2 separate regions of the Homo sapiens genome follow, and region 1 is linked to region 2. Evidence: read pairs that join two places in POLR2A ChIA-PET (ENCODE). Cell type or tissue: OCI-LY7. All regions are shown on one strand. Links, peaks and the distances in the headings refer to the core of each region. The heading gives the core; the rest is flanking DNA. Region 1 overlaps MAP2K3 (mitogen-activated protein kinase kinase 3). Region 2 has its middle 10 kb from the start of USP22.

Region 1 (4,381 bases), core at 299-4,298, 260 kb after region 2:
CATGAGGGAGATGCCATGAGCCGCCCAAGGCCTTCCCCTGGCACTGGCAAACAGGGCCTCTGCGGAGCACACTGGCTCACCCAGTCCTGCCCGCCACCGTTATCGGTGTCATTCACCTTTCGTGTTTTTTTTAATTTATCCTCTGTTGATTTTTTCTTTTGCTTTATGGGTTTGGCTTGTTTTTCTTGCATGGTTTGGAGCTGATCGCTTCTCCCCCACCCCCTAGGGTACCAGCAGGCAGAGCCTTGCCCTCTGCTCAGGCTGGGGTCCAGTGGGAGGGGCCCAAGATCTCTGCTCAGAGAAGTGCAGGGGGAGCCTTCCAGCTCACTCTCCCTGAGGACTGGCTTGACAGGGGCTATGGGTTTGCTTTGGTGTTGTTTTTAAAAAAAGAAAATATATTTTTTTGAAAAAACGACTGCCCATCCCGGGTCCTTTCCCTGATGGGTTGGGGCAGTTACCTGGTTGCTGTTTTAATTAAAAAAAAAAAAAAAAAAAGGACTAAAGGTTGTGTGAGATTGTGTATGACACCTGTGAGCCCCCCTCTTACTTGGGGAAGGTTGTGGCCCTTCAAGGGACCCTTGTCTCTGGGCCAGGGGCAGGGTGTCGTGCTCAGGGGAGGGAGGACTGCCAACCTACCAGGCCCTTCTACATCTGAGGACACAGAGGCCCCCAGAGGGCTGTGATGAGGTAACATCCTGTGATCATCCAGGCACCAGGCCCTGTACTGACACTGGACAGAGCAGCGAACACACAGGTCCAGTCTGCTGGTGGCGGCCACCCATCCCACTGTCCTGAAGTAGTGATGACAGCCAGGTCACAGAGCAGCGAGCACCCTGCACACTTTGCCTGGGCTGGACACGGTGACCTCATGGAGGTTACCTGACCTCCAGTTTACAGATGGGAACAACAGACCCAGAGAGCTGACATCACTTACCCAAAGCCACACAGCTTATAAGACAGAAAAACAGACTTGGGGACAGGTGGTGGGCTCCGGAGAAGGCTCCGAGGGGAGTAGGGGCAGCCTGATGAAGGCGCCCTGCAGTCTGGCCCTGTGACGCTGGCAGCATGGCTGGGGCAGCAGGGAATTTGCTCACGTAAGCCGGGTGTGCTCAGCTTCAGGTACCGTTAGGTTCGAAGTTCAGCTGATGGCCTGAAGGACTTGCATCCACCTTGGCTGTTCATCCGTCTCAGGTTCACCCCCTCATGGGGACCAGTCAGGACCCAGGGACTCCAAGAGCTCGGCACACCGTGCCCAGGGTACTCCTGAAGTCCCAGGACTGGCTCTTACCAGCTGGGAAGGAGTCGAATTCATCCCCAGGCCAGGAGGGTGGGTGTGACAGCTCAGGTCAGGTCAGGCATGAGGGGACTCCGCCCACTACAGCTCAAGGTCTGAGAGCAGGGTCTCTGTGGTCCTCTGAGGAAGCTTAGGGTGTGTTCCCAGGAGGAGGGTCCCCATGGGGTCTGTCTCTGCACTCCTCCTGTCCTCCAGCCCCAGTCTGGGACAGGTCTCTGCCCACTAACCCTTCCCTGGCACAGGGGCGAACAGTTCCTGGGAGCTGTTGTCTCCCTCTCTCCATCCTTCAATCATGAAGACTTGTTTTCACCCCAGGGCCTTTGCACTGGCTGTCCCCTCTGCGTAGAACACCCCCTCCCCCGTCTTCCTGTGGCTGGCTCCCCCCAACCCCATCCCGGTCTCCCATGTCACCTCCTCAGCGAGGTCTTCCAGGACCACTCTGGCTCAAACAGCCTCCGCCCACTAGGCCCAGCCAATCTAGCTTATTATCCTGGGTTATCCTGGCCGAGACCTGACTTGTCACTGTTGTGTCGTCAGCGCTGAGAATGCTGCCGACACCGAGGGAGCGCTCGGCTTCTGCTGAATGAACACATGAAAGAATGAATGAGGGAGGGAGGGAAGGGGGGAGGGAGGGAATGAATCCCTTGCCGGGGCGCGGCCCCAGGCTCTGTCTCCTGTAGCCGCCAGGGGGCGGTAGAGCTCGGCTTCAACCGCGTGTCCTGGAGCCCCGCCCGGCCCCGAGCGCCCGTCCGCGTCCTCGTGCGTCCTCGGCGCAGCTGGAGGCCGCGGGCTTGCCACGCGTCAGCCCAGTTCTCGGCCTCTGCGGCTGTCCTGCCCGTGTGCACCCCCTGGCCCGGCCCTCGGGGCTTCCGGGGACTCTGCAGCCTGCAGACAGCAGCAGACCCAACGCCTAGAGATTTACCGTGCGCGCCCCTGAAGTTACCCAGCGCCCCGCAGGCCACCGCGCCCCTCGCGGCTCGCAGGCCTGGCTGGACGCCGCAGGCCTGGCTGGATGCCGCAGCCCTTCACAGAGAGCAGGCTCCTCCGCGCACGACTGCAGCCCCAGTCGTTTGCAGTTCCCTTGCCATTTATGGGACCCTTTGGCTTTTACAGAGCGTGTCCAGCCATCAGAGTGCGGAAGCCAGTGCGCAGGTCACTAACATTTACAAAGCACAGGCCCTTGACAGTTTATACTACCCGTGGAGGTCTCAAGCGGCAGGGCCCCTCTCCCCTGTTCCCTGTCCCTGAGGTGGGGGAATGGGGATGGGGAGCGGCCGCCCCCCCCTCCCCCGAGGCCGGACGCCCGCATTTCCTGTCAGGCAGCAGGGTCCGGGCAGGCGCCTCTTCCAGGCCCGGGATTAATGAGTCTCTGGACTGGGAGATGGCAGAGGCATGTAGACTTTGTTCAATTACAGCCGTGAGAGCCTCCTCATCAGGCAGCATTAAAACTGCAGCAGACAGGCCGGGCGTGTTGGCTCACGCCTGTAATCCCAGCACTTTGGGAGGCTGAGGTAGGTGGATCACCTGAGGTCGGGAGTTCGAGACCAGCCTGGCCAAGATGGTGAAACTGCGTCTCTACTTAAAAAAATACAAAAATTAGACGGGCATGGTGGCGCACATCTGTAATCCAAGCTATCTGGGAGGCTGAGGCAAGAGAATCGCTTGAACCTGGGAGGCAGAGGTTGCAGTGAGCTGAGATCGAGGTGCTACACTCCAGCCTGGGGGGCAGAGTAACACTCCGTCTCAAAAAAAAAAAAAAAAAGAAAAAAGAAAAAAATGCAGCAGACAGGCCTGCTCAGGAGCAGGGAGGCTGCGGAGGGAGGATTTGGCGAATTCCCTTCTAGAGGCCAGGGCGTGAAGCCTCTCCTCCAGATCCCTGCTGCAGCTACCGTCTTCGGTGGGGGCCTCCTCATGGTCCACAGTGCCCCACCCCGGGCGCCCACCCCTGCCTCCCCTGTACCCTGTGCCTGGCTCCCTGCGCTTCACCCCGAGCCTGGCGGTGCAGGGCCTCTGCAGGAGCTGTCTTGTTCTCCTCCCGGAACGCTCTTCCCCGGATGTGCTCCCGCTTTGGGGTCTGCTCAGATGCCTCCCTGACCACACTTGTCCTGCCGCACTTTCTTCACATTTATTCATTTTCATTCTTGCCCACTGGCCGCCTCCCCCGCAAGACCAGGAGGAGCCGGCCTTGCTCACAGGAGACAGGGCAGGTGCAGGAAGGCTGCCGCAAGGCCCAGCGCAGGCAGCAGGCAGCAGGGCTGTGCGGGAGGTGGTCTGGGGACAGTGCTGCCATTCCGTTTATTCCGGGGGTCTGCTCTGGGAAGGCTTTCCAGGAGCGAGCCGATACTGAGCCGATAGGCGCGTTGTGCTGGCTGAGGACTCTGCACCTCAGAGAAGGGAAGCCAGGAGCTCCAAGTCAAACAGCAGGCAGCACCCGTGCCGGGGGTTAGCGTCCCGGCTGCGCTCCCGCTCCCATGCCCTCCCTCGGGGCCGAGCTCTGCTTCTGAGGGCGGAGCCCAAGGAGGCCCGTGCTGCCCACCTGGCGGCTCAGGCTCCAGCAGCCCCGAAACTGTGGTCAAGTCCCTCTTCCCCCAGGGAATCGGCAGGGGCCGGAAGGATTGAATATGTCCCCCAAGCTGCTGTGTTGGGAGGTGGGGCCTCACAGCAGGATTAGATCCTGGGGGCCTGCCCTCCTGAATGGATGAATGCTGCCAGCCATCTCCCAGTGGGTTAGTTACCGAGGGGGTTGGTTGTAATAAAAGGGCGTTTTGCCCTCCCCTGCTGCCTCCAGCACTCTCTTGCCTTTCGGCCTTCCTTCAGCCATGGGAGGACACAGCAGGGAGGCCTTGTCAGATGCCGGCCTGGATCTTGATTTCCCAGCCTCCAGAACCCTGAGAAATTTCTGTTGTTTAGAAAGTACCCAGTCTGGGCTGGGCACATGGCTCACACTTGTAATCCTAGCACTTTGGGAGGCCAAGGCGGGCGGATCGCTTGAGGCCAGGAGCTCACGACCAGCTGGGGCAACATAGCAACACCTCATCTGTACAAAAAAGCCAGGTGTGGTGGTGCATGTCTGTAGTCCCAGCTACT
Region 2 (4,381 bases), core at 261-4,260:
CTGTTACACAAGGGACAGGAAGGAGGTGTAAATGGACTTATAAAGTTCTAAGATTTCCATATTTTATGTGAAGAGCTACAATATTAAATTTAAATAGATTATGAAAACACACAGGTTGATATTATAATCCCTAGAATAGCCACTAAAAAATGATGCAAAGAGGTGTAACTGAATTTTTTTTTTGAGACAGGGTCTCACTCTGTCACCCAGGCTGGAATGCAGTGGCAGGATCTTGGCTCACTGCAACCTCTGCCTCCCAGGCTGAAGTGATCCTCCCACCTCAGCCTCCTGAGTAGCTGGGACTACAGGCACATGCCATCACCCCAGCTAATTTTTTGTATTTTTCTTAGAGACAGTGTCTCACCATGTTGCCCAGGCTGGTCTCAAACTCCTGAACTCAGATGATCCACCCACTTTGGCCTCCCAAAGTGCTGGGATTATAGGTGTGAGCCACCATGCCCAGCCAGAAAATAGAATTATAACAATATTCAAATAACCCAAAATAAGGCAGGAAGGGAAGAAAAAGAGGAACAAAATCACAGAGAACAAACAAAAATCAAATAATAAAATAGCAGACGTAACTACAAACATTATCAATAATTCCTTTAGATGTTACTAGGCTAAATGTCTTCCACTTCCACCTGTGATGGAGTGTCAGGACAGATTTTGCCTCCTGCTTTAAACAACAACAATGAAAACCGAGACAAACTATAAGAAACATTGGTTTCCAGGCAGGGCGCAGTGGCTCATGCCTGTAATCCCAGCACTTTGGGAGGCGGAGGCGGGTGGATCACGAGGTCAGGAGATTGAGACCATCCTGGCCAACATGGTGAAACCTCGTCTCTACTAAAAATACAAAAATTAGCTGGGCGTGGTTGCACGCACCTGTAGTCCCAGCTACTCAGGAGGCTGAGGCGGGAGAATCGCTTGAACCCGGGAGGCGGAGCTTGCAGTGAGCAGAGATTGCGCCATTGCACTCCAGCCTGGCGACAGGGCGAGACTCTGTCTCAAAAAAAAAGAGGGAGAAACATTGGTTTCCAAACACCGGAAAACAGGAAGTGCAGAACCGTGATTTGAGCCCTGCAGCTCTCCAGCTGCTGCCTGGACAGAGCTTGCAGGCTGCAGTATGAGGCCAGGCAGCCCAGTGCAGGGCACCTGAGATTCCCCAGCTTTGACGCTGAGAGTCCTGGTCCTGGGAACTCCTCAGTCCTGGTTAAACTGGGAAGGTCGGCCACTCTCCCAGACAGAGACCAACACGTTTCATGAGTTGACAATGTAGGGAGGTAACGGTGGCTAGGATTCACAGGACAAATGACCAAAGAGAGCTGCACAGAGACTGCATTTCAGAAATCTGCCACTGATCCCCTCAAGGCTTTTTGCTTACAGGCCAGTGTAGGTTGACATGTCGTGGAGGCTGCAAGTTAAGTTTTTACTGAAACTACATGAGGCAGGGGAAATAACTGCCAGAAAAAAGCAGATGGAACAGTTCCTGGAGCTTGCAGGGCTAGAAATAGTTCACATTCCGAACAGCCAGAGTGGAGACACCTGGTAATACATAGGTCATCAGGAAGGGGGCTCAGGAGGGTGTTGCCTTAGTAGTGGGAGCAAAGTAGCCCTAGAATAAGGCTGATCTACCTGGTCATTCCTTATAAAGCATAAAAGCTTAAAAGGAACAAACTGCTTCCAGTAACTTACCTGTGATCCAGAACAAAGCCTCTCAAACGTTTAAGGAACACAAAACCAAAATATTTTTCAAAGAGAAAGAAGGGGATGGGAAGGAGAAGCACCAAACAAGGTAAAAATTTCAGTGTCTAGCATCCAGTCAAAACTTACCAAGCCTGCAAAGAAACAGAAATACGCAACCTATAAAGAAGAGAAAATTCAATCGGCGGAAACAGACCTCAAAGTGAAATGCGGGACACAGATTTAGTAGTCAAGGGCACTAAAATGGCTACTGTAAATACATTCCGTCTGTTCAAAAAGCTAGAGGAGAGATTGAACATGTTCAGTAGAAACATGGTAGATATAAAAAACAAACAAAAATGAACAGAGCTGAAGGACAACTTCAAGCAACCTGATTACGTGGAATTACGGTCTCTGTAGGAGAACAAGTAGAGCCAAGTATCCAAGGCATTCCAAACATACAAGTTTTCCAAAACTGAATCAAGAATCAGTTTCTCAATTTCAATTTCAATTAACTAAAATTAAATAAAATTAAACATTCAGTTCCTCAGTCATGCTAGTCAGATTTGAAGTGCTCAGCAGCCACATGTGGCTAGCTACTACTATATCAGACATGACAGATGTGAAAACATTTGCATATCTTTTTTTTTTTTGAGATGGAGTTTCACTCTTGTTGCCCAGGCTGGAGTGCAGTGGTGCGATCTCGGTTCACCGCAACCTCTGCCTCCCGGGTTCAAGCGAGTCTCCTGCCTCAGCCTCCCGAGTAGCTAGGATTATAGGCATGTGCCACCATGCCCGGCTAATTATGTATTTTTAGTAGAGACGAGGTTTCTCCATGTTGGTCAGGCAGGTCTCAAACTCCCAACCTTAGGTGATCCACCCACCTTGGCCTCCCAAAGTGCTGGGATTACAGGCGTGAGCCACCGTGCCTGGCCCCACATATTTGCATTTTTTTTTTTTTTTGAGACAGAGTCTGGCTCTGTTGCCCATGCTGGAGTGCAGTGGCGCGATCTCGGCTCACTGCAAGCTCTGCCTCCCGGGTTCATGCCATTCTCCTGCCTCAGCGTCCCGAGTAGCTGGGACTACAGGCACCCACCACCACGCCTGGCTAATTTTTTTTTTTTTGTATTTTTAGTAGAGACGGGGTTTCACCATGTTAGCCAGGATGGTCTCGATTTCCTGACCTCGTGATCCACCCGCCTCGGCCTCCCACAGTGCTGGGATTGCAGGTATGAGCCACCGCGCTGGGCCAACATTTGCATATCTTAAGAGCGTGTCAGCTTGGGTGGGTGGACAGAAGGGATAGGTCACATGCACGACTGATCCAGAGACCTGGGCCATGTGGCCACTCCCCACTTGAAGTTATGGGATCACTGACATAATAACCATAGCTAGTGGTCAGCTCAGTCCCTCTAGTTCTCAAACCAGAACCCAGGCAGAGCTCAGTTCATAGTTGGGTTCAACCTCAGCCACACAGACTGCAAACGGCCTGGGTCCTTCCAGTTGTCAGGTGAAGATGTAAAGCAAAGTCACCGACTTTGGCTTTGGATCCCAGGCAGTCCTCTGCAGGGAGGCTGTGGGGCTTTCCATGCAGGTTCTGGGTGATCCTTCAAAACCTCTCTTCTGGCTGGGTGCGTTGGCTCACGCCTGTAATCCCAGCACTTTGGGAAGCCGAGGATGGCGGATCACTTGAGGTCAAGAGTTCAAGACCAGCCTGGCCAACCTGGTGAAACCCTGTCTCTACAAAAAAATTAGCTGGGTGTGGTGGCGGGCACCTGTAGTCCCAACTACTCGGGAGGCTGAGGTGGGAGAATCGCTTGAACTCAGGAGGCAGAGGCTGCAGTGAGCCGAGATCTCACCACTGCACTCCAGCCTGGGCGACAGAGTGAGACTCTAGCTCAAAACAAAACAAAACCTCTCTTCTAGTCCAATTTCTTTTCACGTTACTAAGGGCCTGCCAGGCCAACCCTGGATCCCACAGCAACACATCCTTTCCCGTTGGAAATCCAGAGGACAGTGACTGCTTTCCACCACATAGGCCAGCTGTGAAAATCCCTGGACCCCCCTTCACCATACAGTGCAACCTCACCATATGGGGGTTCGTGCAGCTCATTATGAGAATCACCCACTCATGGACACCCCATACAACCTCACCAAGACTGCCATCACCATGGGAGAGCCTGGCTTGTCTATCAACACAGACACCACTTAAGATTGAGAGCCTTGAAGGGTAAACAGGGTACCCGGAGGCATCCAGACTGAAGGAGTGAGGGCCACACTGTGAAGGGAGGTGTGAGGATGACCCTAGGACCACAGCTTGAACTGGATCCCAAAATGCCCTGGGCACAGTGCCACCTACAGCTTCAGAACCATCTTTATCTTATCCTGTCCACCTGGGAGTCCTCCTTCCCCGTCTCACCGTGATGACCTGCAGGAGTGTCTCTTAGCCACAGTCCTCCTCTGTGATTGTCAACCTATAGAAAATGTAAACTATAGATTTTAGAGAACCTTGTTCTGTAAAATCACGGACTGTCAGAAACTTTGCTGTTTGAAACCATGTTAGTGAGACTGGAACATTCTTTGACACAAAGAAGCAGCCTCAATTTCCAGCTGAAACAGGATTTTTCTCTTCTTTCTTTCTTTTTTTTTTTTTTTTTTTTTTTTTAGAAAAGAGCTTTTTAACTTTGGGAGGCTGACG

The links. ChIA-PET counts read pairs that join two places held together with the same protein. Peaks named below come from ENCODE experiments on the same cell type or tissue, not always from the same donor. Only the 100,000 strongest peaks of a DNase experiment are listed, where the experiment ranks them.
Region 1: POLR2A ChIA-PET joins it to region 2 with 6 read pairs; 2 of 35 experiments call an interaction of 5 or more read pairs at or near these places.

What each region holds. Positions count from the first base shown.
Region 1 is chr17:21,314,738-21,319,118 of GRCh38, forward strand. MAP2K3 (mitogen-activated protein kinase kinase 3) reads left to right here. Exons shown (of 12, transcript NM_145109.3): 12 at 1-495. Among named protein-coding and RNA genes, the nearest start is that of MAP2K3, 32 kb to the left of the region's middle. RefSeq lists enhancers at 2,276-2,785, 3,123-3,799, 3,800-4,381. In OCI-LY7, for the core only: CTCF peaks have their summits at 1,998 (motif pointing right) and 2,200; no DNase peak of the experiment used is centred there; H3K4me3 peaks cover 512 bases.
Region 2 is chr17:21,050,896-21,055,276 of GRCh38, forward strand. No RefSeq gene overlaps it. Among named protein-coding and RNA genes, the nearest start is that of USP22, 10 kb to the left of the region's middle. RefSeq lists an enhancer at 520-1,106. In OCI-LY7, for the core only: a CTCF peak has its summit at 4,094; DNase peaks (open chromatin) are centred at 1,096, 1,376, 2,286, 2,976 and 1 weaker place; H3K4me3 peaks cover 2,755 bases; H3K27ac peaks cover 3,668 bases.